Regions from separate parts of the Mus musculus genome. Here region 1 is linked to region 2. Evidence: chromatin loops called from intact Hi-C (ENCODE). Cell type or tissue: heart. All regions are shown on one strand. Links, peaks and the distances in the headings refer to the core of each region. The heading gives the core; the rest is flanking DNA. Region 1 overlaps Insr (insulin receptor). Region 2 overlaps Insr (insulin receptor).

Evidence for each region. Hi-C counts contacts between places; a loop is a spot of excess contacts. Peaks named below come from ENCODE experiments on the same cell type or tissue, not always from the same donor. Only the 100,000 strongest peaks of a DNase experiment are listed, where the experiment ranks them.
Region 1: a loop joins it to region 2, with 2.5 times the contacts of the local background. A loop is called at or near these places in 4 of 42 quality-filtered maps.

The regions. Positions count from the first base shown.
Region 1 is chr8:3,236,102-3,239,017 of GRCm38, forward strand. The region is part of intron 2 of Insr (insulin receptor); the gene reads right to left. Among named protein-coding and RNA genes, the nearest start is that of Insr, 42 kb to the right of the region's middle. In heart, for the core only: no CTCF peak of the experiment used is centred there; DNase peaks (open chromatin) are centred at 360, 1,450 and 1,940; H3K27ac peaks cover 1,067 bases.
Region 2 is chr8:3,186,258-3,189,173 of GRCm38, forward strand. Insr (insulin receptor) reads right to left here. Exons shown (of 21, transcript NM_010568.3): 9 at 2,868-2,916. Among named protein-coding and RNA genes, the nearest start is that of Insr, 92 kb to the right of the region's middle. In heart, for the core only: no CTCF peak of the experiment used is centred there; a DNase peak (open chromatin) is centred at 1,404; H3K27ac peaks cover 1,499 bases.

The DNA of each region.
Region 1 (2,916 bases), core at 207-2,706, 50 kb after region 2:
CAGGTGCACATGCATGTGTGTATGTGTGCACGTGTGTGCTATGCAATGCACACAAAAATAATCTTTAAAGGACTAACGTGGAATCAATTAAGCCTCAGTAGGTAAAGATAAGCCAGTGCTTCAAGGGTTGGGGAAATGAGTAAAGGAGCGAAGGCTGCCGCCACAGCTAACAGCTTCATAAATGGCCTGTCTTTGCAACTGCATAATATTATTTGTGTCTGTTGGCCTCGGGAGACAGTCAAGAGTTCACGCTCACACCCCATTTGCTAAGCATGGCCCCAAACAGGAAAGTCAAGAGTATTAACAATTAAGATAATTATCCTCTGCAGTGGGACAATTGAGGCGTTCCACTCAAATCTGATGGGAGCCAGCTCTGACCACATTCTGGCTCAGTCCCTTAACACTGCCTGCAAACTTCCTTCTGGGATACAATCATGGACATAACTGTTGGCAAGAGTCAGGCAAGTCCTCCTGCTCTACAGGTGCCTGATGACAGAGCTGGAAAATGGAAAGGAACCAACCACAGGGTGCTTAGATCCAGCAGGCAGTTAACAAGGCAGCAATGAGGAGGTGAGACATCCCTGTTCCCTTGTCTAGAAAGCAGCTGCTCTTGATGTTTTTTGTTTTTGTTTTTGTTTGTAGGTGAAAAAAATAAATTACATTTAAAAATAAATAAATTTGAAGGAATTTCAGTTACATAGTGAGTTCAAGGTAAGGCCAGCCTGGGCTACGTGAGATCCTTAGTAAATAAGTTAAAGTAAGAGCCTGAGATACAGATCAGTGGCAAATATTTGCCCAGAACGCACACGGCTGCTAGGTCCTACTCACAGCCCAGAAAATAAAAAACAGAAATGTCAAGAGGGCTCCTGTGGCCAGCTGGGCACAGGAATTAGGAGAGAAGATGGCTACTGGCCCTGAACCCAGGTCAGGCTGTGAGCTCAGAGCAAACCCTGCAGCCCATCACAGCAGCTGCTGCTTCCCCTTGGCTTTTCTGCCAGCCTCCATTTCTTGTCCATAAACTGAGGGATTCTACCAGCCTTGACTTAGTGAAGTCAGGTGGGGCTGGCTGAGATCAGCATGCAAAGTCCCACTTTCCTGCACACCACTTTCCAAACCTAGAAAACAGCAAATCACTGCACTGTACAGAGAAGACACAGAGAGAGAGAGAGAGAGAGAGAGAGAGAGAGAGAGAGAGAGAGACAGAGAGACAGAGAGACAGAGAGACAGAGGCAGAGAGACAGAGAGACAGACAGAGACAGAGAGACAGAGACAGAGAGAGAGACGGAGAGAGAGGATGCCTCTAGCACACCCAAGAATCTCCAAACGTCTGTGTAGAAAAGAAACTATCTAGGGAATGTGTTTTCAACAAAGCCAGTGCCAGAGGAACACATGTCTCCAGCACAAGCCATGGCCTTTAAAAGCTTGCAGCCTCCCAGGCTGGCCCCGAGGCACGGGGAAGCCACCTCCTTTGGCTGGCACAACCTCCTAGGTCAAAGCCAAGAGCCACAAGCTGCACCAGATGCTGGATTCCAGAACTCAGAATAACTCACTAACTTGGTAAGGCTCAAGCCATTGAGAACCGAGGAGATCACCCTGGAACACTGTAGAAGCACCATAAAAAGGAAAAACTTACGGGAAGCTGCTTCAGAAAGGAAAAGAAGCGTTTGTTCAAAAGCTAGAATTCAAAAGCTATGTATTTCTACCACCCAACACCCAGCAGTCACCCTGCCCCTCTTCCACATTCCTGACAGTGAAGGGCTCAATACAAATGCTTGTAATACAAAAATCTCAAAGACAACCTGTCATAGCATTACCCATTTGGTGATGCAGGTAATGGAGCCCATGGCCTCATACAGACTAGTCAGGCACTCTAAGGCTGAGCCAACACCCCTCATCCTTCCCAGGGGGACTCCTAGGAGCTCCATCCTGAGCCATACCCACAGTCCCTATGTCAGCAGGGGCTCAGACGCTAGAGTACTTGCCTAGCCTGTAGGAAGCCTGGGTTCAATCCCCAGCTCTACATAATGCCAGCATGATGGAACAGTCCCATCACTGAAGAGGTGGAGGCAAAAAGGAACAGAAGTACAGGCACTATGTTCTGCCAAATGTAACAAGTTTAGGACCATCCTGGGCTACATGCAACCTTATCTCAACAAATGACAAGCCAATACAAATAACCTAAACCTTAGACCTGATTAAACGAATTTAGTCCAATTGCTTAAGTCTCTATCTTCACATCAGGAAGCTTTTAGTTATAATCAATAATTAATTATGTATTTTCAAATAGCTAGTAGTGAGCTGGAGTGGTTAAGAGCTGGAGTAGTGGCTTCATGGTTAAGAGTATTTACAGCTCTTCCAGAGGACTGAGATCTAGTTCTCAGCACCAATGTCAGTCAGCTCACAATCACCTATAACTCCTGATCCAGGAGATCCACCACTCCCTTCTGATCTCCATGAGTACTGTGCATGTGCGTGTGTGCGTGTGTGCATGTGTGTGTGCACACATGCACAATTAAAAATAAAGATAAATCTTTTTAAGAAACTTTTTAGATGTGTGGCTTGGTGGTACACATCCACAGTTCCTATACTTGGAAAGAAGAGGCGAAAAGATTGTGAGTTTAAGGCCAAACTGTACTACATATCAAAACCTTGTCTCAAAAACAAAACACGAGTAGAAGTTAGAGGTGTAACTCGGAGGGAGAGAGCTTGTCCAGCATGCTCAAGGCTACAATGGGTCTGATCCCCAGCATCTCATGCAGACACACCCAAAACAAAAAGCAAAAACTTGTTCTAAGTACAAACAAAACCAGAAAGAGGGCTGGGGATTTGGCTCAGTCAGTAATGTGCTGCCACGCCAGCATGTGTCCCTGAGTTTGATCTCCAACACCCATGGAAATAGCTGAGCATGACTCTATC
Region 2 (2,916 bases), core at 120-2,619:
ACTACTGGTCATTTATTATATGTATTATAGAAATTATGGTTAAATAAACATAACATAAAATGGTACCATTGAAATCATGTGTGGGTACATAGTTAGTGGTGTCTACTTACAGTGTGGCACCATCATTGCCTCTAACCATTTCCAGAACTCTCATCTAAACCGAAGCTCTGTCCTCATTCAACACTGGTATTCCATTTCCTCCAAAGGTGGCCTCCACACTCTGCCTTTGTCCACATAATTCATAATTGTTCAACTATTGTTAGGCCTCCTTAGTATAAGCTCTGTGGACTGGTGAAGTGATCCAGTAGGTAAAGTGACTAGCACGCAAGCATGAGGACCTGAGTTCAAACCCTGGTAACCCACATGAAAACCAAACATAATAACACACATCTTAGTCCTCAGGACTGGGAAAGTAGAGACAGGAGGATCCCTGGAACTCATTGGCCAGCCAGGTTAGACAAATTAGGGAGCTAATAAAAAAAAAGTCCTACCTCAGAAAACAAGGATCCACAGAGCAAGACACCTGTCATCAACTTCAAATAAAGTCCTTCGTGTGCTTCCAGAAGAGTGTGGGACCGTGTGTAACATTTAAGAAGATATGCATTCACCTTCTTAAATGTGTCTCAGTCAGACCAGAAATGTGTATGCATCTATACTCATTCAAGTGCAAATAAATTCTGTAATATTCACTTATCACCATTTTTTAAAATACCCTTGTGGTTATTCATGGATGTAAGGTGATTTTGTTTTTGTTTTCAGACAGGGTCTCATATACCTTAGAAAGGACTCAAACTTGCTATGTAGGTAGGGATAACATTAAATGCCCAACTTTCCTGCTTCCACCTTCCAAATGCTGCAGTAGCAGGACTGAACCCCCTGCACTGGGTCTATATGGTGCTGGGAATGGAGCCCAGGGCTTCCTGAATACTAGGAAGCTTTCTACGGACTAAGCTATATCCTCAGCTTCTGCAATCTGGAATTTCCACCTACAGAATGAAAGTTGGCTGCAGTAGCCCTGGCATAGTGGAGAGTGTCACCCTAACACTCCATCGGCAGAGACAGGACGATCAGGGTCATCCTCGGGGTACATCATGAGTTTAAGGCCAACCTGGGTCATGTGAAACTTTGTTTAAAAACAAACAACAGCACAATCAAACTTTTTTAAGTTGCTGGTTTTTAAAACAAAACAAAACAAAAAGTATAGCTTTGGCTAGCTGGTGGTTTCCTATACTCAAATTCAGAGCCAACAAGTCAGTGCTGAGCCTAGGACTGGACTTGCTCCCAAACTATATAAAGTATGCAAGGAGATAAACCTAGCTGGTGATCCTGGCCAAGGCAGGAATGATGTCACAGGCATACATATAGCACATGATCTTAGAGTTGGGACTGTTCCCAGGAGTCATCTGTCCTCTGCCCCTCTCTACAAAAGGAGACAGACTACTTGCTGCTGTGACTTAGCCAAAACCAGATACCAGGCCAGGGGTGGATTCAAGGACAGACCTCAGCCACACCTCTCCAGCAGCCCCCTTGGCCTGCTTCTACAAGGTCACAGGCTAAGGATATTGCTAACCAAAAACGAATCAAAGACAGAATCCAGAATCCATCAACTAAATGAACAGCACATTTTCACTTTCTCTAATTTGATGGTGGGTTGTAAGTTTTTTTGTTCTGTTTTAGTAAATTGTGTGTGTGTGTGTCTGTGTGTCTGTGTCTGTGCACTGTGGAGATGGTGAGTGAAGTTCCATGTGCAATGTCAAAAGATATGTATGTGCACTGTGGAGATGGTAGATATGGATCCATGTGCAATGTCTAACAGTATGTGTGTGCTCCGAGGAGATGGCTCAGACACTAAAGTGCAGGCAAGCATGAGGACCTGAGTTTTGGATCCCCAGGACCCATGTGAAAAGCTGGTTATGTGAGATATACTTGTAATCCCAGCAATGGGGAGTTGGAGACAGGAGGATTCTTAAGGGTCACTCACTAGCCAAATTGGCCTGCTGGGTAAGTCTGGTCTAGTAAGATACCCTGTCTCAAACAAAAATAAAAATAGAAACCTACAAGATGAGGGCTGGGCTGTAGCTCAGAGGTAGAGTATTTCCTAGTATGCATGAGGCACTGGCTTCAAAGCACAGAACTGAATTTTTTTTAAAGTAGGGGGTAGTAGGATGGCTCAGCAGATAAAAGAGCTTGCCTCCTTGCCTGACCCTGGGACCCACATGGCTGACAAGAAAACAGACTCCTGTAAGCTGTCTTCTGACCTCCATAGACATGTCATGGCACATGTGTGTCCATACACAGAGACTAGGAAAATAAATAAATGAATAAAAATACTTGTAATTAAAAAAAAATGGGTTGAGTGTGTAACTCTGTTGTAGAATGTCAACACCCATACAGTCCTGGGTTTGAATCCCAGAACTGCATAAACTATGAGTTATGGTATAGTCCTGTAATCCCACACTTAGTAGGTAGAGGCAGGAGGTGCAAGAAACCCATTATCTTCTTCAGCTCCATAGTGAGTTTAAGTCCAGCTCGGTCTTCACGAGACTGTCTCAAAACCAAGCAAAAAAAATTAAAAACAAAACACACAACATTTTTGGACATACCCAAGTTATTCTCTGACCTCTACATATACATGTATACACAAGCCTACACACCCATACACATCTATACACAGTGCATGCATGTGCACATACATACACACACAGTGTCTTACATAAGACAGAATGGAGTGTGTGCTTGTGTGCATATGTATGTGTGTGCATACATTTACACATGCATGTATACATCCTGGGAAACAGGAAAAGAGACCTGTGTCTCCATAAGAGAATCAAGGTACAGTGAACCCCATTCCGGTGGCCTGCACTCACCTTTGAGACAATAATCCAGCTCAAACAGCTCGCTGTCCTCTGCTTGCCT